5 separate regions of the Homo sapiens genome follow, and all the other regions are linked to region 5. Evidence: chromatin contacts called from ENCODE Hi-C or POLR2A ChIA-PET data. All regions are on one chromosome and are shown on one strand. The core of a region is the stretch at or near the end of the contact, and the rest is flanking DNA. Distances in the headings are between cores, read along the strand shown. Region 1 overlaps ARAP1 (ArfGAP with RhoGAP domain, ankyrin repeat and PH domain 1). Region 2 holds the start of DNAJB13 (DnaJ heat shock protein family (Hsp40) member B13). Region 3 holds the start of COA4 (cytochrome c oxidase assembly factor 4 homolog). Region 4 holds the start of UCP2 (uncoupling protein 2). Region 5 holds the start of ARHGEF17 (Rho guanine nucleotide exchange factor 17).

Evidence for each region. A loop is a pair of places that touch in the nucleus more often than their neighbours do. ChIA-PET counts read pairs that join two places held with the same protein, here RNA polymerase II (POLR2A). Pooled maps may share reads with other maps.
Region 1: a pooled map shows a loop between it and region 5 (2.6-fold over the local background). The contact joins the enhancer-like site here to the promoter of ARHGEF17 in region 5. A Hi-C loop is called at or near these places in 2 of 168 maps with a recorded cell type or tissue (A673 and Right ventricle myocardium superior) and 8 of 50 pooled maps. POLR2A ChIA-PET finds 5 or more read pairs at or near these places in 4 of 52 experiments (BJ, PC-9, WTC11 and 1 more).
Region 2: a loop to region 5 is called in a pooled map, with 3 times the contacts of the local background. The contact joins the promoter of DNAJB13 here to the promoter of ARHGEF17 in region 5. A Hi-C loop is called at or near these places in 1 of 50 pooled maps. POLR2A ChIA-PET finds 5 or more read pairs at or near these places in 2 of 52 experiments (A549 and Caco-2).
Region 3: a pooled map shows a loop between it and region 5 (4-fold over the local background). The contact joins the promoter of COA4 here to the promoter of ARHGEF17 in region 5. A Hi-C loop is called at or near these places in 1 of 37 single-sample maps with no recorded cell type and 5 of 50 pooled maps. POLR2A ChIA-PET finds 5 or more read pairs at or near these places in 3 of 52 experiments (A673, MCF 10A and activated T-cell).
Region 4: a map with no recorded cell type shows a loop between it and region 5 (6-fold over the local background). The contact joins the promoter of UCP2 here to the promoter of ARHGEF17 in region 5. A Hi-C loop is called at or near these places in 1 of 37 single-sample maps with no recorded cell type and 3 of 50 pooled maps. POLR2A ChIA-PET finds 5 or more read pairs at or near these places in 2 of 52 experiments (Caco-2 and GM10248).

The regions. Positions count from the first base shown.
Region 1 is chr11:72,736,082-72,739,620 of GRCh38, forward strand. All of the region lies in intron 1 of ARAP1 (ArfGAP with RhoGAP domain, ankyrin repeat and PH domain 1), which reads right to left. Among named protein-coding and RNA genes, the nearest start is that of ARAP1, 15 kb to the right of the region's middle. RefSeq lists enhancers at 609-788, 959-1,058. Within about 2 kb of position 2,235, at least 17 of the 41 ENCODE cell types and tissues checked have a DNase peak (open chromatin) inside an H3K27ac peak, as active enhancers do.
Region 2 is chr11:73,948,745-73,952,644 of GRCh38, forward strand. It overlaps DNAJB13 (DnaJ heat shock protein family (Hsp40) member B13), which reads left to right and starts at 2,282. Exons shown (of 8, transcript NM_153614.4): 1 at 2,282-2,393. The coding sequence starts at 2,326.
Region 3 is chr11:73,874,428-73,878,385 of GRCh38, forward strand. COA4 (cytochrome c oxidase assembly factor 4 homolog) reads right to left here and starts at 2,419. Exons shown (of 2, transcript NM_016565.3): 1 at 2,330-2,419. PAAF1 (proteasomal ATPase associated factor 1) reads left to right here and starts at 2,572. Exons shown (of 12, transcript NM_025155.3): 1 at 2,572-2,641. The coding sequence starts at 2,595. RefSeq lists enhancers at 2,670-2,719, 2,740-2,809.
Region 4 is chr11:73,980,499-73,984,176 of GRCh38, forward strand. It overlaps UCP2 (uncoupling protein 2), which reads right to left and starts at 2,345. Exons shown (of 8, transcript NM_003355.3): 1 at 2,223-2,345; 2 at 978-1,134. RefSeq lists silencers at 2,256-2,465, 2,766-2,925 and an enhancer at 3,182-3,678.
Region 5 is chr11:73,306,231-73,309,777 of GRCh38, forward strand. It overlaps ARHGEF17 (Rho guanine nucleotide exchange factor 17), which reads left to right and starts at 2,046. Exons shown (of 21, transcript NM_014786.4): 1 at 2,046-3,547. The coding sequence starts at 2,409. It overlaps ARHGEF17-AS1 (ARHGEF17 antisense RNA 1), which reads right to left and starts at 3,131. Exons shown (of 3, transcript NR_147696.1): 1 at 2,442-3,131; 2 at 1,652-2,334; 3 at 1,281-1,326. RefSeq lists silencers at 1,418-1,557, 1,958-2,287, 2,518-2,737 and enhancers at 2,158-3,035, 3,041-3,547.

The DNA.
Region 1 (3,539 bases), core at 985-3,484, 570 kb before region 5:
TACTGTTCCTCTCTTAATTTAAAATGTTAATGTTTTATATTTTGCTCATCATGGATTTTTGGCATTAATTTTTATTTTTTAAATGGCATTAAATATTATATACCTTGAATACTGACCTTTTTAAAATAAATAGTTATTGCTTTTACATTTTAGTTACCTTTTTTTTTTTTTTTTTGAGACAGGGAAGGTCTCGCTTTGTTGCCCAGGCTGGAGTGCAGTGGCATGATCATGGCTCACTGCAGCCTCAACCTCCTGGGCTCAAGTGATCCTCCCACCTCCCCCTCCCCAGTAGCGGGGACCACAGGATCTCATGACCAAACCCAGCTAATTACTGAGCTTTTTGGTACCCCCTCAAATTCTGCAACAGAGGCAAGTGCCTCACTTGCTCTACCCTAATCCAAGCCCTAGTTTGGAGGTTTAAGCCCCTCAGCTGCTATGACACATCACTGAGTCCTCATCCTCAGGAAGGCAGGGACCTGGCAGAAGGGAGTGTCATCCTGTTGCGACAGCACAGCCAAGAGCTGAGGGGTTTCCCTCCTCTCCACCCTAATGGCCCAATCAGACTTCAGCACCCCCACACCCCCATCCTGCCTCTCCTTCTCTCTCATGTCCCTCCAGCGTCTCTCCACTGTGCCAACTACAGTCCCACCCCCACTCAAAGCCTTTCCATGGTTCCCAGTGCCTTCGAGCACTCCTTGGTCTGTCATTCAACTTCATCCAGCTCTGACGTTTACAGACGAAGAAACAAACACCCACAGGGAGGAAGTGACTTGCTCAAGTTGTCAGTGACATACCCCAACCCCCAGCCAGGCTGGGCTGGCCCTGTCCATGACTTCCTCCATGTCACTTCTCACAGTAGGCACTGGCCTGGCAAACAGGGAGCCCCCAAAGTTGTCTGCTGACAATGAGTGAGTAAACCACATCCTCCCATCTTCAGGTGGCTCCAGGCCAGCTCCTCCAAAAAGTCTGCCCTGACTGCCCCCTCAAGCTCCTAGTCCTCTGAGGCTGAGCCCCATATCTCGGCACTGCTTCTGCTCTCTCTTTGGTTGCTTGTTTTGTGGGGGTCCACCTCCACCCAATCCCCCATGTATCCTGGAGTATCCTGAGAGTCCATACCCCTTCTTATCTCCTCTGCTGTCCACAGTGGTGCCCAGGACCTGGCTGGGCTCACAGGTGCACTCAGTCCCAGTCCAGAGGTAAGGGTCGCCTGGAATCTCTAATCCTTGTCAGCCAGTCCTTCTTCACGTCTGGCTTGAGTACTTCTTGCTGGAACCAAAACTTTTGCCCTTCTGTCCTCTACCTACCATTTCAACCCCAAGGTCAGAGTTCAAATCTCATCACCCCTTCTCTGTCCCAGCCCAGCAACTCCATGGTAATATCTCTACCCACTACTGACTAGTGACCTGTTTCACCGGCCCAGCAAGAAGATGACCCAGAGCCTTAGCCAAAGACAGGCACCCTCCAGCTTCCTTCTTTCCCTAAATGCACACCATTTGGCAACCATGTGCCCAGCCCCTGCTAGATTTTCTCCTTCATCTCATTTGTTCTTTTTTTTTTTTTTGAAACAGGGTCACTCTGTCACCCAGGCTGGAGTGCAGTGGTGTGATCTCAGCTCACTGCAACCTCAGCCTCCTGGGCTCAAGTGATCCTCCTACCTCAGCCTCTCCAGAGTAGCTGGGACTACAGGGGCATGCACCATGCCTGGCTAATATTTGTACTTTTTGTAGAGATGGGGTTTTGCCACGTTGCCCAGGCTGGTCTCGAACTCCTGAGTTCATGCGAGCTTCCCCTCTTGGCCTCCCAAAGTGCTGGGAGTACAGGCGTGAGCCACCGCACCCAGTCCCTCATTTGTTCTTATAACAACCCTAAGGCCTGTGATTCTTCTCTATGTCAATGTCATGGAAGCTGTGTGAGGTAGAAACTCACCAGGTCACCTGCTGGAGCTCACGGGGCCTTCAGAGGACGTGACTGCTTCTGTCTGGTGAAGTAAGGGAGGCTTCTAGAAGGAACCCCTGACTTGGGCCTTGAAGGATAAGTAGGAGGTGGCCAGGTGGAGGCCATTCCAGGCAAAGGGGACTGGGTGTGCAAAGCCCAGGGACAGAAAAGGACCTGGTGAATTTGGTGACAGGAGATGTCAGTGGGGTGGGAACAGAAGATGTTTAGAGAGAAAGGCTCAATGGCTGGCCCTCCGTCACCTGCATAGTCTGCTGACCGTGTGGGTGTGGCTCTCTCTTGAGGCCTCCCTGAGCCTGTTTTGCATTCTGATTTGCATGAGTCAGCCCTGGATCAGGGCAGCCTTAAAGGTCCTAACCCTTTCCACACCCAGCTCTGGAGTCCTCTTGGCCAGGCCGCCTCCCCTGATTGCATCCTCAGCTCCCCTCCGCACAGGCCTCTGCCCTGGGTTCAAGGAAAGACCTAGCCCTATGGGGAGCAAGGAGGGGAGGAAGGCAGGCTAGGGGTCCTAACTGAGGCCTCAGCTTGTCCACCACCACCTCCCTTATACAGCCTCATCCCCTACCCTGGGCCCAGCTGTCCCAGCACAGGCAGGCAGGGCAGCGACCCCAGCATCCAGACCTCAGGAAACTCCTCGGAGCTCCCCAACAGGAACCAAGAACATACACAGCCAGCTCTGGCCAGGCCTGGGTCTACAAACCACACCCCACTGGTACCACAAATGCACACCTCACACTACCTCAAGGGCCACACATCTCCCAGGGCCACACACACCTACCACCCCACCCAATGGCCACACCTCAGATCTGCCCTTTCCCACCACACACAGCTCCTACCAGCAATTCAACTGTGTGCAACAACCCCACAGCCCAATACCCCACCCTTGGCCCCCTCCCCGGCCCAGTCACCAGGTGATACCTCTGCATAGGGCCTCTTCGGTCTGCTGCCCTCCTGGGCCTTCTCCAGGCTCCGCTCACTCAGGCAAGAGTGTTAGAGGCACTTCCGCAGATATGAGGAACTAGTGGGGGCTGGGTTCCCAGCCCAGAGGGTGCAGAAGTGGCCCCCACGCCTCTGCAGAAGCCACCTCCCTCCAGCCCTGCCAGGAAAGGCAGCAGGTACAGCCTTCGAGTGGGCAGCTGACCGATCTCTGGGCCAAGCAGCCTATTTTCCATCTCTCGGGGACTGGTGGCCACCACATAACAGTCTCAGGAAGGCACACTGGGGTCTCCTGTCCTACCCCAGGCCGCATCTCTGCCCTATAACTCTCCCTGGCACCAGGAGATTCCTGTCCTGGCCCATGTGTGGTGTGGCCTGTCTTCTGGGGTCTCCGGAGTGCTGGTGGCTGATGGGGAGCAGCCCCTCAGGGCAGTGAGGACTGAGTGGGACCCCAGAGCCGGGGGAATGAAGAGCTGCCTCAGCTTGCTGGTGGGGAGTTGGGGGTCTATCAGCAATGTCCCTCGGCTCCAGGCCTGGGCCCCCTCCCCACCCAGTATGCAAGGCAAGTCTGGTTCCAGTCCTGGCTCCACCATTTCTTGTCTGAAGCCTGGGGCAAGTCACATCACATTCTGAGCCTCAGTTTCCCCTCC
Region 2 (3,900 bases), core at 1,032-3,531, 640 kb after region 5:
ACTGATACACTGCTGTTGCCAGCGTAAATTAGAAAACCACACCAGAAAACTTTGGCATTGCCTTGCAAAGTGGGCGCATATACCCAAATGTTCATCAACAGAGAGTACTATACAGCCTGTGACAATAAGTCACACACACAAATACCTACCATTTGTATAAATGATACCATTTATATAAAGTTCAAAAATATGAAAAGGTAAATATGTTGCTGTGGATATTTGCAGTGTGGCACTGGAGCTGGCTTGTACTGGCTTGGGAAGAACTGGCAAATGCCACAAAACAGCACACCACTGGGTACAGGCATATGGAGTAAAGCTCTAAAGAAAAGCAAGAGAATTACAAACAGGTAGGGAGGGGCACATCGGGGCAATATTCCTTCAACAAGGAATGTTCTAATGCTGCTCTTTTTCTTCCTAAGAAGAAAAAACAAATAGAAGTTAGCTGGGTTGAGGCGAGGGTCTGTGGTGGGTGGGGTGGGAGGTTCTGAGCAGAGGTAGCAGCAGAGGTGAATGAGGAGAGGGGATGGCTGGTTTGGGCAGTGGCAGGCACTGCAGTCCATTCTGACAAGCAGTGGGTGCGTGTAGGGCAGTGGTGAGAGCTCAGGTGGAAAGGGAGGCACCAGATCACAGAGGGCCTGTGTGCCATGGTAAGCAGTTTGGAGTTCACTCGAAGTAATGAGGAGTGTGGGCTTTGCAGAACAGAGACAAGGCAGGCAGGCCCGCGAGGAAGTTGTTGTGGTCTTGCTGAAAGATGAATCCAGAGCTGGGCCCTGATTATGAGGAGGAAGAGCAGAGGAGCTGGGCTTGAGAGGTTGTCTAGGAAGCAGAATGGACTGAGCTTGGTGACCAGTTGGATTTGGGATGTGCATGGAAAACAGGGCTCTGCTGTACTCAGAGAGGTGGAGCATAACTCCCTCACTGTAAGGGTGGGCCGCACAGTGACTGCCTTCCAAAGAGTGCAATACAGCAAGTGGGGAAGGAGGGCTGGCGCGGTGGCTCACGCCTGTAATCCCAACACTTTGGGAGGCTGAGGTGGGTGGATCACTTGAGGTCAGGAGTTTGAGACCAGCCTGGCCAACATGGTGAAACCCCGTCTCTAGTAAAAATAACAAAAATTAGCCGGGCATGGTGGCACATGCCTGTAATCTCAGCTACTTGGGAGGCTGAGGCAGGAGAATCGCTGGAACCCGGGAGGCAGAGGTTGCAGTGAGCTGAAATTGTGCCACTGCACTCCAGCCTGGGCGATGGAGTGAGACTCCATCTCAAAAAACAAAAACAAACAAACAAAAAGAAAAACACCAAACAAATTCCAATTGCAGGACATTCTACAAAACACCTGACCATTATTACTTAAACTGTCAAGGTCATCAAAAACATGGAAAGTCTGAGAAACTGTCACAGTCAGGAGGCACCAGAGGAGATGCAACAGCTAAGTGTAACGTGGCATCCTGGATGGGGTCCGGAACAGAAATAAGATATTAGGTTAAAACAACTAGTAAATCTGAATAAAATGTGGATTTTAGTTAATAATAATGTATCAATATTGGTCATTATTTGTGACAAATGTACCATACTAATGTAAGATGTTAATAATAGGGGAATGTGAATGCAGTGGCTCACACCTGTAATCCCAGCACTTTGGGAGGCCAAGCCGAGCCCAAGAGTTCAAGACCAGTCTGGGCAACATGGTGAAACCCCATCTCTACAAAACATACAAAAATTAGCCAGGCATGGTAGTGCACGCCTGTGTCTCAGCTACTTGGAAGGCTGAGGTGGAAGAATCCCTTGAGCCTGGGAGGTTGAGACTGCAGTGAGGTGTGATCCTGCCACTGCCCACCAGCCTGGGTGACAGAGTGAAGACCCTGTCTCAAAAACATGATAATGATAATAATAATAATAAAATAGGAGAATGTGGATGTGAGGTATATGGGAACTCTCTGTACTGTCTTCTCAACTTTTCTAAACTCTAAAACTGTTCTAAAATAAATGTATTTTTAAAAAATTAGCCAAATGCATTTCTTCTAAAACCTTTTTATTAAAACTAATTACTGCTCTCTTTAAAAACAAAAACAAAATAAAACAGAGCCCTGTGAGTCTTCAATTTCCGAGTTGAGTGACCTTTCACAGGGTCGCAGAATCAGCCCCAGCTCTCCCCCAGTCCTTTCACTGACTCCTCTCTGTGGCAGAGCTGAAATTTGTTTAGGGAAGTGGGACTACAACTCCCAGAGTGCACCTGTGCGGTTGTCAGGAGCAACCAAGGAAGCCAACTAACAGCCTTGCTAGAGTCTGAGGACTATCCAGGGCCTGACTGCCAGCTAGCCAGCCATGGGCCAGGATTATTACTCTGTGCTCGGGATCACTCGCAATTCAGAGGATGCCCAGATCAAGCAGGCGTAAGTTGGGGTGGGAGCCAGGCCTTAGGGGTGTGCTGGGGCAGGCCCTGCCCTCTTCTCTTCCAAAACGAGCTTTCCTGCACAGCTTAGCGCAGACAAGGTAAACCTTGTTCCTCCTTTCACTTCTTGCATACCTGTATCCTGGCTTTGGTCTGGGTCAGGGCCCAGGTTGGAAATTTGAACTCTTTAGTTCCTCAATCTGCTCCCAACCCATCTCCCTTTATGCTCCATGCCCTATATCCTCTCCTGGGTGCCTTGCTTTTCCCAGCAATGAAGTGGGGACAAAGGAGCCATTTGAACTTTATCTTGAATATTATGGAGAACCAGAGGCTTGTGAACAAGGGAGTGGCCAGGCCAGATGGATGTTTTAAATTCAATTCTGGCCATGATGGAGGTTTTCAGCATTGACTAAACTACATTCCTGAATACTTCCATCGGATCTTAAGGACGTTCTGGCTCGTTCCTAAGAAAGCCTACAACAGGAGTCAGTACATTTTTCTGAAAACATGTTTTTGTTTTTTGTTTTGAGACGGAGTCTTGGTCTTGTTGCCCAGGCTGGAGTGCAATGGCGTGATCTCGGCTCACCGCAACCTCCACCTCCTGGGTTCAAGCGATTCTTCTGCCTCAGCTTCCCAAGTAGCTGGGATTACAGGCATGCACCACCATGCCCAGCTAATTTTGTATTTTTAGTAGAGATGGGGTTTCTCCTTTTTGGTCAGGCTGGTCTCAAATTCCCGACCTCTGGTGATCCACCCGCCTCAGCCTTCCCAAGTGCTGGGATTATAGGTGTGAGTCACCGCACCTGGCCAAAAACATGTTTTTTTTTTTAACAAATATTTATTGAGCGTCTACCACAAGGGTTGAGAGGGTACTTCACTCCTGCTGCAGTGGTAGCAGCTGGAGATAAATGTCGGAATCCGACATCGACACTCCCTTACCTCATGCAGCTAGATTTTGTTGCTGAATAGATGTTGAATAAGTCACCACAACTGTGATGAGTGTTACAGAAGAGGAAGTATGGGGGGCTGTGGAAGTTATCTTGGAAGGAGAGAGACCCTTTAGGAGGCTGTTCGTGGTAATCAAGGCAAAAGATGAGGCCAGAGAAAGGGGAGGGAATGGACTTGGTAATTAAGTGGATCACTGGAGGGTGAAGAAAAGAGGAGTCCAGGATAACTCAATCAATTAAGTTAGGCAGTGACAATAGGTGTATGTTTTGAGTGTGTAGGTGCTGTTCTGAGAACTTTCCATCACTGTTTAACCCTCACAACAGCCCTGAGAATTAAGTGCCATTATTATCCCACAAGTGCACTAGTAAATGGTGGAGCCAGTGTTCAGATATCAGGCCTCCCAGAGTTGCCAGTCATGGGCCTATTCCTGGGCCAGGTCCTGTAGGGGATCAGTGGCATAAGTGGAGAGTCTGCGGTGTTGGAGAAAAAAGACACAAACTCATGAAAGGATCTGAGAACAATTCAGGACAGTGTATGATGTCACCCACTCTTCGGAGCAT
Region 3 (3,958 bases), core at 1,169-3,668, 570 kb after region 5:
ATAAGAGCAAAACTCCATCTCAAAAAAAAAGAAAAAAGAAAAAAAATGTAAAAATTAGCTGGGCATAGTGGCACACACTTGTAGTCCCAGGTACTCAAGAGGCTGAAGAGGGAGAATCCTTTGAGCCCAGGAGTTCAAAGGCTGCAGTGAGCTATGATGGTGCCACTGTACTCCAGCTTAGGTGACATAGTGAGACCCTGTTTCAAATAAATAACCTTTCTTCTTTTATCCTACTAGCCTTATTCTATGCTGAAGAACAAAGTTTAAAAAGTGAAAGAGGCTGGGTGCAGTGGCTCACACATGTAATCCCAGCAATTTGGGAGCCCGAGGCAGATGGATCATAAGGTCAGAAGTTCAAGACCAGCCTGGCCGGGATGATGAAACCCCGTCTCTACTAAAAATACAAAAATTAGGCGGGCGTGATGGCAGGCACCTGTAATCCCAGCTACTCGGGAGGCTCAGGCAGGAGAATCGCTTTAACCCAAGGGGCGGAGGTTGTAGTGAGCCAAAGATCGTGCCACTGCACTCCAGCCTGGGTGACAGAGTGAGACTCCATCTCCAAAACAAACAAACAAACAAAGTGAAAGAGTGCCCAAATATGGGTAGGTTTTGACACATGGGAAGGATGGAAAGAGTTCACTGTGGCTGTAGCATACAGTATGCAGAAACCTGGCCTCTGGGTCTATAAGGTGAGATGGCTTTGTAAACTATACAAAAATGTGAGGTGTATTTATTTGCCCAAACTGTCTTGCCCGTCTGCATCAGAACACTCAGCAGAAAGCAGCATACAGAAGGAACTTAAGGTTTGAAGAGAAATGACTTCAGCCTTTGCAAAAATTTCACCATGATGGGCTGTAAAGCAACTAGGACTCCTTATTGCCTTAACTGTGTCTCTCATTCACTCAACAAATGATTAAGTACCTATCATGTACCAGGCACTATGCTAGTGCTGAGGATTCAAGACTGTCTAAGTCAGTTAAGTTCCTGGCTTCATGGAGTTTACAACCTAGACAAGGAAACAGGGCAGTTTACTACACAGTGTACAGATAGCAAAGACTGGGACCACAGTGGAGGGATGCCTAATCCAGACAAGGGCAGGAATAGGCAGGGAAGGCTTCCTAGAGGAAGTGATTTCCAAGCTGAAACTTGACAGATGGAACAGAAGTTAGCCAGAGATGGGAAAACTATTTTTGGTCAATGGAAGAGCAGGTGGTTGAGATAGAATCTGACACATGAGAGCAAAAAAAAAAAAAAGTTCAGTGATGGGAGAATACAGTGTGAGAATAAGACAATATTAAACTGGCGATATAAGTAAGTGATCATCACAAGGCTTTGTAGGACATAGTAGGGAGTTTAAGACTTTTTATTCTGAGGGCAATGGGGAATCACAAGAGGGAGTTAGGCACTTTACACAACTCATTTGCCTTGGAGGCGGTATAACTTAAGCAAGAGGGAGAAAATGGGCTTTGAAACAGACTTGGACCTAGCTTTGTCACTGCCTCATTTGGTGCCCTTGGACACATCATTTAATAACCTCTCTGGAAGCACAGAGATGAAGCCGGGTGCCATGGCTCACGCCTGTAATCCCAACACTGGGAGGCTGAGGCGGGAGGATGGTTTGCGCCCAGCCTGGGCAACACTGTGAGCCGTGATCACGCCACTGCATTCCAGCCTGGGTTACAGCGGGAGACCCTGTCTCAAAAAAAAAAAAAAAGAAAAAAAAAAAGGTAAGGTTTGTAAGGAGGCTGGTATGTCTAAAGAGTTCAATAAATGATAGTTTTCTCTTCCTAAATACACTGTTAACTCTTTAAATAGGGCCAGGAGCAAATAATTTAGAGAAAGAACAGTGGAATAGAAAGTGCCTTGATCCTAAACCAAGAGATCCGTGTTCAAATCCCAGCACTACGCCTTACTATGTAATCTTTTTCATTTTAGTTTTCCCATTAATAATATTTAATTCGCACAATTAGAATGAAGATTAATATAACGAATGAAAAGCGCTTGGGCTACTATAGGACTCAGTAAATGCTGCTGTACTCTCCTCTCACCACCTTTTGGCTTCAGTCTCCTCTGGAGTAAAATGACGACGACCCCTGCTCAGAGATCAGGGTAGGCTAGATGGTTGGCAGCTGGATCGTGGAGGCTGGCCTAAACAAGGAAGTCATGGAAAGGATCTTAAAGCAGAAAAATGCTGGCAGCCACGAGGCCTGAGGCGCCTCAGGCGTATCGAGGACTTTGAACTTTGAGGACGCATGCGCGCGCGCGGCCGCTGATCGCAGCCCCGTTGTGCCCGCAACGCCTCCTGAAGAACGCGGTACGCGATGCTCACCGAACAGGTGGGAGAAGAGGGCCCGAACGCACGCTCCTACGCGGCGGCTTGGGTTTCGCAGGCGGTTGGGGATCCTCTGTACATCCTTTCAGGAACCAGCCCCTCGTGGGGAGCGTGCACACGGAAGGGGCGGGGAATGTGAAAAAGTCACGTTTTCATTGGTGGCCTCTTGGTGTTGAGCCCACCTCTGTCCTCGCCGCACGCTTCTCGGGGACTCACTTCCGGGAAGGGGCGGAAGAGGTGGGCTGGTGGAGGCGGGGTCGAGATGGCGGCGCCTTTGAGGATTCAGAGCGACTGGGCGCAAGCCCTCAGGTGAATCCAGGCCCAGAACAGAGTCAGAGGAGGCGGGTAGTGGATGTTGCTTTGCGTCAAGGAGAGCCATGCCTGGTCCAGGATATCAATAGGGGTTACTTCGTCAATTGTCGAGGGATATGGAGGGAACAGGGTCCGGAAAAAGAAGTATCAAACCCGTATGGTCATTCTCTGAAAAGCTATCCCTAGGCCAAGGGAGCACATGAGCTGTGTGATCCCCGCGTCAGAACTAGTATCAGTGAGTTGGAGAAAGACAGGGATACTGGGAGGCAGGAAGGCTTTTGGCCAAGCAGTCATTTAGCAAATATTGATTAGTCGTCAGTTACTTCCAGAAGTCTCTGTACTCACCACCACTTTGTGTATGTGATGGAACCTTTGTATTCTCCTAGGCCCCTAATGCTATATTAGGCATACTGGACGATACTATTAAGGAAACTAATACTGTGTCCAGGCCCCATACTGGATGCTTGGTGGAGCTCAGATGTATACTCTAAATATAAGTGATGGTTCCTGCTCTTCAAGAAGCTGACATCCAGGCCAGGCGCAGTGGCTCATGCCTGTAATCCCAGCACTTTGGAAAACTGAGATTGGTGGATCAGTTGAGGTCAGAAGTTCGAGACCAGCCTGACCAACATGGTGAAACTCCGTCTCTACTAAAAATACAGAAATTAGTCGGGCTTGGTGGTGGGCGCCTATAATCCCAGCTACTCGGGAGGCTGAGGCAGGAGAATCGGTTGAACCCAGGAGGTGGAGGTTGCAGTGAGCCGAGATTGCACCACTGCACTCCAGCCTGGGTGACAGAGCGATACTCATCTCAAAAAAGAAGAAAAGCTGACGTCTTAATTAGGAATACACAGCAAACTATTCATTCATCTAACATTTATTGATCTTATACTATTCCAGTTATTTCTCTAGGCTTCAGGATGAATATAGCAGTGCTATATTTGGCAACTGCTACTACTAATAAGGGTTTTTCAAATTGAAACAATGGTGAAGATGAATGAAACATAGCCTTCTGCATTTAAGAAATTTACACCTTACTAAATTTATACCTTACTTAATTTAGGTGGGCTAAAATACAGACTAGTTGCTAGTACACAGAATGTGATAAGTAATAAAGAACAATAACATGAAGTGCCACTAGCTACCTATGAGAAAATACAGCACCAGAATCAGAAGGCTTAATTTGCCCAAGATCATGCATCTCGTCAAATGATAGAGGGTTGCTGTCAACCTAGATCTTTCTGTCTTAAATGCATAGACCCTTTCCATTATACCCTAAAAGTGCTAGGGTGAAGAGATCAGGATTTGGATGAT
Region 4 (3,678 bases), core at 1,095-3,594, 670 kb after region 5:
AAGGTGCCCTCGGACTCCCCAGATTCCCTGCTCTGACACCCCCTTCCCCCAGGAGGTGCTCCACAACTTTCCCCACCCCAACGCCCAGGGCACTGTATTAGCTCAATCCTCAGAGCAGCCCTGCAAGGTGGCTGCCCTTATTTCCATGTGAGATGAGTAAGAGCCACACTTACAGGCACCAAAGCTGGTAGTATTTGCTTTGCACTGCTGCCCAGCTCCTCAGTTCGTTCTTGCTGTTTTATCAGCCCCAGGCACAGACAGGGCCTTTCACAAGGAAAGTTCTCACAGGCTGATTAAACAGTACTGAGAAGGCTCAGGCAAATGGTATCCCTTCTCTGGGCATCAGAGATATGATGACATGAGTCTGTCACATTCCTGACCTTGAGCTGGGTTGCAGGATGTTGTGAAGGCCAGAGAAGAATAAGACCCAGCTGCTGCCCAAAGACAAGTGCACAGAGGTTCAGCTGCCATATTCTGAATGTTGCCTTGGGCTTGCCAAGTCAGGTCCTTCAGAGGGTGGGTAAGATGGCCCTACTAACAGCAATTAAAATGCAGGACTAGAAATAGTTAATCCTATTTTACAGTCCCCAGCAAATAACCAGTTTCAGAGCCGGGCTGATTACCAATCTCGGTTTCAGGGATAGTCAAAAGCTAGCATCAATATGAAGTTAGAACAATAGGTTCCTGTCCTAGCTCTTCTGCTGGCTCCCGGGATGACTTGGGGCCAATCACTGTTACACGTGGGCCTCAGTTTTCTCCTTTATAAAATGGGGACCAAGATCCTTGGCTTGTCCGAGTCAGCTGAAGGGCCAGAATGAGAGCGGGGAGGTGTGAGAGTGCTCTGTGAACTGGAAAGAGCCACTTCACTGTCGGGGGTGGGGATGGTAATTATTTTTGTTAATGCCCTGCTGACTCCTGCCCCTAGACCACAGGGTTAGGAGGCAGCAAGAGACCTCTTCCTTGGACTGGACTCTTACCCGGCTTTGTAAGGTCTCACGGTGAGGCCTCCAAGATCAAGCTTCTCTAAAGGTGTCCCGTTCTTCAAAGCTGCCAGTGGCTATCATGGCCCGATCCCCTTGGTTTTCCATAGAAAATGGGTGGGAGACGAAACACCTAATGGTCATACTATGTGTCCTGTGGGTGAGCAAAGGCAGAGAGTTTAGAAAGGGCCACCTGCCCCAAGACACACAAGCCCACCCAATCCATGCCTTGGAGGGGGATGGGGAACAGGGCCCAGGGACTGGTTAAGTGCACACACTGGAAAGGGGAAAAGCAGGGCGGAAAATGAACCTAGGTACACTCCCCACCCCCACCCCACCTGCTTAATATCACAAATTGGTTCTCATCCAGACTTCTGCTTTTGTAACACTCAGTACTCTATATAAGCACCCCCTAGCACAGTCATCAGACTTTGGTGAGTGGGAGAGTTGTGAGGGGGTCACGATGGGACAGAGACTCTCCGGGAATTGGCTAGGTCCCAGGTCGGGCTGTGAGGAGGTTGGAAGGGCTGGGAGCCGGCCCTGCAGAGGCCAGATTGAGCAGCTCAAAGCCCACTAGAAAAAGCCCCCAAGCCCTGGGAAAGGCGGTGCAGGAACACTGCCTGGAGCTGCCTGGTAAGGGAGAGGTCATTGTGGTCATCGCTGATGGTCCCCATCCAAGGCAGGGCTCGGCATCGTGGTGGAAAGGAGGGAGTGAAAAGGTGGAGGCTCAAACGACAGCCAACTGAACGGGAGAGGGAAAGAACAAAAGGGACTAAGAAAAAGAGAGAAGAGAAATAAAGAACCAAGGACAGAAAGGATTAGCACAGGCCGGACCCGGAGGCTCATGCCTAAAATTCTAGGACTTTGTGAGGCCGAGGCGGGCGGATTGCTTGAGCTCAGCAGTTCGAGGCCAGCCTGGCCAACATGGCGAAACCCCATCTCTACAAAACACAAAAATTAGCCAGGCGTGGTGGCGGGCGCCTGTAATCCCAGCTACTCGGCAGGCGGATCGCTTGAACCTGGGAGGTGGAGGCTGCAGTGAGCCGAGATCGCGCCACTGCACTCCAGCCTGGGAGACAGAGCGAAAGCCTGTCTCAAACAAACAAACAAAAACAAAAAATAAAACCGAGAGAAAGAAAAGAGTACAAACTTGGGTGGGAGAGAAGGTAAATGGAAGAGCGGGCAGCGCACGCAGAACAAGCGTGGGGGGCGCAAAGGGCGCAGGGCTGGGGCCAGGCTCACCGAGCCGCAGGGAGAACACGGCAGTGCGTGCGGCTGTGTCTGTCGGCTGGCGGAGGGCGCGTCGGACGAGCCGGGCGAGCGTGGACAGTCAATCCCAAGGCGCGCGCAGCTGGGCTTCGCAGTGGGGCTCCGCGCAGGCGGCGGCGCGGCTTAAGCCTCGGGGGCGGGGCCCGGGGTGGGGCCTGCGGGGCGGGGCCGGGCCTGCCAGCTCCTACTTGGGTGCGGAGACCCTGGAGCAGCCGCCTTTCCGCGGGGACCGCCCCGCCTAGGGTTCTCTCCATGACTTTCTCCACTCCCGTTTCCGTGCGTCCCATCACCGCGTTTACTCCTTCGTTCCCCGAGATGGTCACTCCCTTGCCACTCCCCGCCTCTGCCTCACACTCTCTCGGGCCGCCAACCTCTGTGAGGATGGCAAGACTGACCGCCAGAAACAAGTCTTGTCCAGTCACACACCTCTTGCCTTCCCAGCCAGGACGGTTTCTAACAGCGTCCAGCGGGGCCGTGTCTTAAGTGCACTTCCTCTTTTATGGGCCCAGCCCCCCTACGCTGGGCAAACTACCCACCCTCCTGCGAGCGAGCGCGCGGCTGGCTCCTGCAGGGCGGGACTGGGGCCTCGCGACCGGCCTCGCTGTCGATTGGTTACAGCCGCCGCGTTGTCGGGGGAAGGAACCAATCAGAACTGCAGCAACAGGTGGCCCGGCAACCGACAACAGCCGTTGGGCTCGGCTGGGGTTCGCGCCTTCTCCCCCGGTGGAGCGGCCTGGCGTTTAGGGACCAGGACACTAAAGGCCCCGGCGGGGCGGGAGCACCCAGCGTGACCTCACGCTCCTACACACAGACAAGCAAACGGGCCGGCCCCCGCACGTGACAAGGCAGAGCCGGGCCCAGGCCAGCTGCCTGTCCAGCCCTGGGATGAGAAAAGGCGTCAGGAGATGGACCGGGCCTGGTTCGCCTTTAATTGGCTGACCCGTCCTGTGGGGGTAACTGACGCGTGAACAGCCAACAATTGGGCCCTCTGGCCGGGACAAACACGTGCGTTTGGGGAGTAGAAGAAGGCTGGTATTAACCTCCATTTTACAATGAGGAAACGGAGTCCCAAAGACGTTCAGTCATCTTCCTGATATTCACACACTTACACCCTGGTCAGGCCGGCGCCATATGTGTTTTCACCAGCAGAAGGGACTGCCAGGGAACAGCTGAGGGGACCAGAGCTGGGATGGGCCTGGATAATTATAGCGGAAAGAAAAACACGCCGAGCGCATGGTCCTGGCAGAAGCAGCGTGGAAACAGAAGTCAAGGCAGATTATTTCTGCCATGAGGAGATCTTGCCATGTAGGAAAAAAGAAAGAAAGAGAGGAAAGAAAGACAGAGAGAGAGAGAGGAAAGACAGAAAGACAAGAAAGAAAGAGAAAGAAAGAAAAGAAAAAAAAAAAGAAAAGATAAAGTTTTTTTGTGG
Region 5 (3,547 bases), core at 796-3,295:
CAGAGCTGAGATGAGGTTGAGGTGAGGGACTCCCTGGATGCTGGTCTCAACACAGAGAGGAAGCACTTTCTTGCTACAGAGATATTCCACAACTCAAGAGGCTGCCCAGAGAGTGGAGAGTGACCTCCTCATCCTGTGGGGTATATGAGTAGCAAGCAGGTTCTGGAGTCCCGGCTGAGTCCTCTCTCTCTCATTCGGTAGTCAGGCAATCCCTGGGTGTCTACCATCCTTTCCTATCCTCCTGCCTGCCCCTCTCCTCTGAACCCCGTCTCCTAGCCTAGTCTGGCCCAGCTACATCTCCTTGGCTGGACCTGGTGGCAGTGGGGTTGGCTGGGTAATGCACAGACTGCTGACCTAACTATGTGTCCCCGAGGCCTTGCTACTGGGGGTTGGAGGGGCCAGGGCAGTTTGACCAGGCCTGAAGAAGGCTGGGCAGCGCTGGAGGGGCATGGGTCAGACCAGGTTATCCTCTGTTCCTGAGGAGAGTGAGCTCAGGCCCAAGGAGGAGAAGGAGGAGACTGGGGGCTCAAAGGAACGAGAACCTCCTTCTTCATCAGGATTTGGGGGTGCATCTCAGAGCTGGCTGGAGGAGCATGGTGTTTGAAGCCCCTGAAATCTGAATTTTAGCAGGAGCTGCTATTTCCTGACTTGCATAGTGGTCAAAGTTACTTCTCCTTCACGGTCCACAGAGAAGGGGTAATAATATTTGTCCCCAAGGGTGGTTTGTGGATTTTAAAAAATAAGTTAAATAATATTGCCCATACATTATAGGTACTCCATACATTTTCATTCGTTCGTTCATTCGTTAGTTGGGCCGGGAGGATGAATGGGATCTAGAGGCAGGTGGGAATGCGGAAGGGGATGATGCCCCAATACCGAGAACAATGTGAGACTCAGACGGAGGCAGGGGCGGGAGGGGAGCTCAAGCGAGGGATCAGCGTGAAGCCAGAGAAACAACCGACACTTTTCCTGCCAAGAAGGTGAAGCAGCTGCGGGTAAGAGTATAGGTTTGGCAGTGGGAAGTCGAGGGCGTTCCCGTCGAAGCTCCTTTTGTGTATAAGGCCTAAGAAGGGGCAGTGCGCTTTGCGAAGGTCTGAAAAAGACTAAGGGGATTAGGTAACGACTGAAAGGAAGTTTTCACAACTCTCCGTTTTTGGGGGATGGGTGCTGCTTTATCCGTCCAGGACTCCGTGCGTTGGGAAAATCACGCCGCGAGGGGGCGCAAGAGCCGCGTACTCCAGAGCAAGAAGAAAAGGCTCGGGGATCCAGGCGGAGAGTCCAGGAGAAGAGCCGCCAGACTGCAGGGGCAGGTGGAAGGCGTGGCAGCTGGAAAAGTAGGGGTGGGGGCGCGGTCGTGAAGGGTGGGACTTCTGGAGCAACGCTGGGCGGGTTGGGGGCCGGTCGGAGCCGGACAGGCGGCTGGGAGGTGGGATGGGCGGGGCGCTTGGGAGCGAGATGGGGGGACAAGGGCGTGGCTACAGCTAAATTCGCCGCAGAGGGCGGGCGGGGAGGGGGAGGGAAGGGGAGGAGGCGTGGCCTGGGCGGGGAGTAGGGCGCGACGGACCCTTCAGTTAGCCCGCGGCTCCCCGGGCTCTCCCTGGCGCCGAGTCCCACCCCTTTCCCGGCCCAGAGAGTGTGCGTCTGCGTGCACCTGAGTGTCAGTGTGTACGAGAGTTTGTGAGTCCGAGGTTGCCATGTTGGAGCCCCTGGGCAGGAGGTGTTTCCGCGCGGAGGCTGGTGGCCCGCGGTGGACGCGGCGCCCTGGCTGCGAGTCTGCGGAGCTGAGCACGCTCAGCGGTTGTGTGTGTCTCAGCGACTCCCTGGGGGCAGCTCGGCCTGCTGGGCTCCCGAGGGACCTCTCTGGAGGGCCAGAGGGTCGCCTCAGTCTGCAAGTCCTCCAGCAGGCTTTTTCTTCTTCGGCTCCTCCCTGATTCCCTCCCACCACGCGGTTCCCAGGCTCGCGCACGCCCGGAGCCCACCCCCTCTTTTGGGCGCGAGGCCCCGCCCCCCGCCCCCTTGCCTCTGCCGCAAAGTTTATTTGCAACAAAAGGGTGCCAGGAGCGAGCAGCCAAGGGCGTTGGGCAGGCGGACGCAGAGTCGAGGAACCAAGCGCTGGGATCCCGCCCAGGCGGTGCCGCGGTGCCCCTGGTCGCTCCAGCCGCGGCGGGGGCTGGGCCTGGGGGTCGGCGCTGAGGCGGGAGGGGCCGCCCGGGATGGAGACGTTGCGGCCGGTGGCCACAGAAACTTGAGCCGCGGCAGAGAAACCTCTGCTCCGGTCTCTGCGTCCTCTTCCCACACTCCCGTGCGCTGCTTTCGGCGTGGGCCGCTGCGCTCCTAGGGAGTGGGGGCGCAGGGGGGGTTGGCCGCGGCTGCCCGAGGCCAGCCCCCCCGGAGTGAGTTACGCCACTATGGCGGACGGGGCACCCCGGCCCCAGCTTTACCGCAGCGTCTCGTTCAAGCTGCTGGAGCGCTGGAGCGGCGGCCCCGGGCTGAGGGAGGAGGACACGGACACCCCCGGCTTGAGGCGACGCGCCTCGTGCCGGCCGACCACGGCTGCCCGGGGCCAGCCCTCTCGGCGCGTGTCCAAGCTGGCGTCTGGGCCCCTGGCCGCCCCCGCGCAGCCGCGCCCGCTCCGCAGCCTCTCGCCGTCGGTTCGCCAGCTCTCCCGGCGCTTCGACGCGCCGCGTCTGGACGACGGCTCCGCTGGGACCCGAGACGGAGGCGTCTTACCCGCGGCCGCGGAAGAAGCGGCCGAGGGCCCAGCGCGAGGAGCCTGGCCCAGCGTCACCGAGATGCGCAAGCTCTTCGGCGGTCCTGGCTCCAGGAGGCCCAGCGCCGACTCTGAATCCCCAGGAACGCCCAGCCCCGACGGTGCCGCGTGGGAGCCTCCGGCTCGGGAGTCGCGGCAGCCACCGACGCCACCCCCTCGGACATGCTTCCCCCTGGCGGGTCTGCGTTCGGCGCGGCCCCTGACCGGGCCGGAGACCGAAGGGAGGCTGCGCCGGCCGCAGCAGCAACAGGAGCGGGCGCAGCGTCCAGCGGATGGTTTACATTCTTGGCATATCTTCTCCCAACCGCAGGCCGGGGCCCGGGCCTCCTGCTCCTCCTCCTCCATCGCCGCCTCCTATCCTGTCAGCCGCAGTCGTGCTGCCAGCTCCAGCGAGGAGGAAGAGGAGGGCCCGCCGCAGCTGCCTGGAGCCCAGAGTCCGGCCTACCACGGCGGCCACTCCTCGGGCAGTGACGACGACCGAGACGGTGAGGGCGGCCACCGCTGGGGAGGGAGGCCCGGGCTCAGGCCTGGAAGCTCCCTATTGGATCAGGACTGCAGGCCTGACAGTGATGGGTTAAATCTAAGCAGCATGAACTCAGCAGGGGTTTCTGGGAGCCCTGAGCCCCCAACATCTCCAAGAGCCCCTAGAGAAGAAGGACTCCGGGAGTGGGGTAGTGGCTCTCCGCCCTGCGTCCCAGGTCCCCAGGAGGGACTTCGGCCTATGTCTGACTCTGTGGGAGGAGCTTTCCGTGTGGCCAAGGTGAGCTTTCCCTCGTA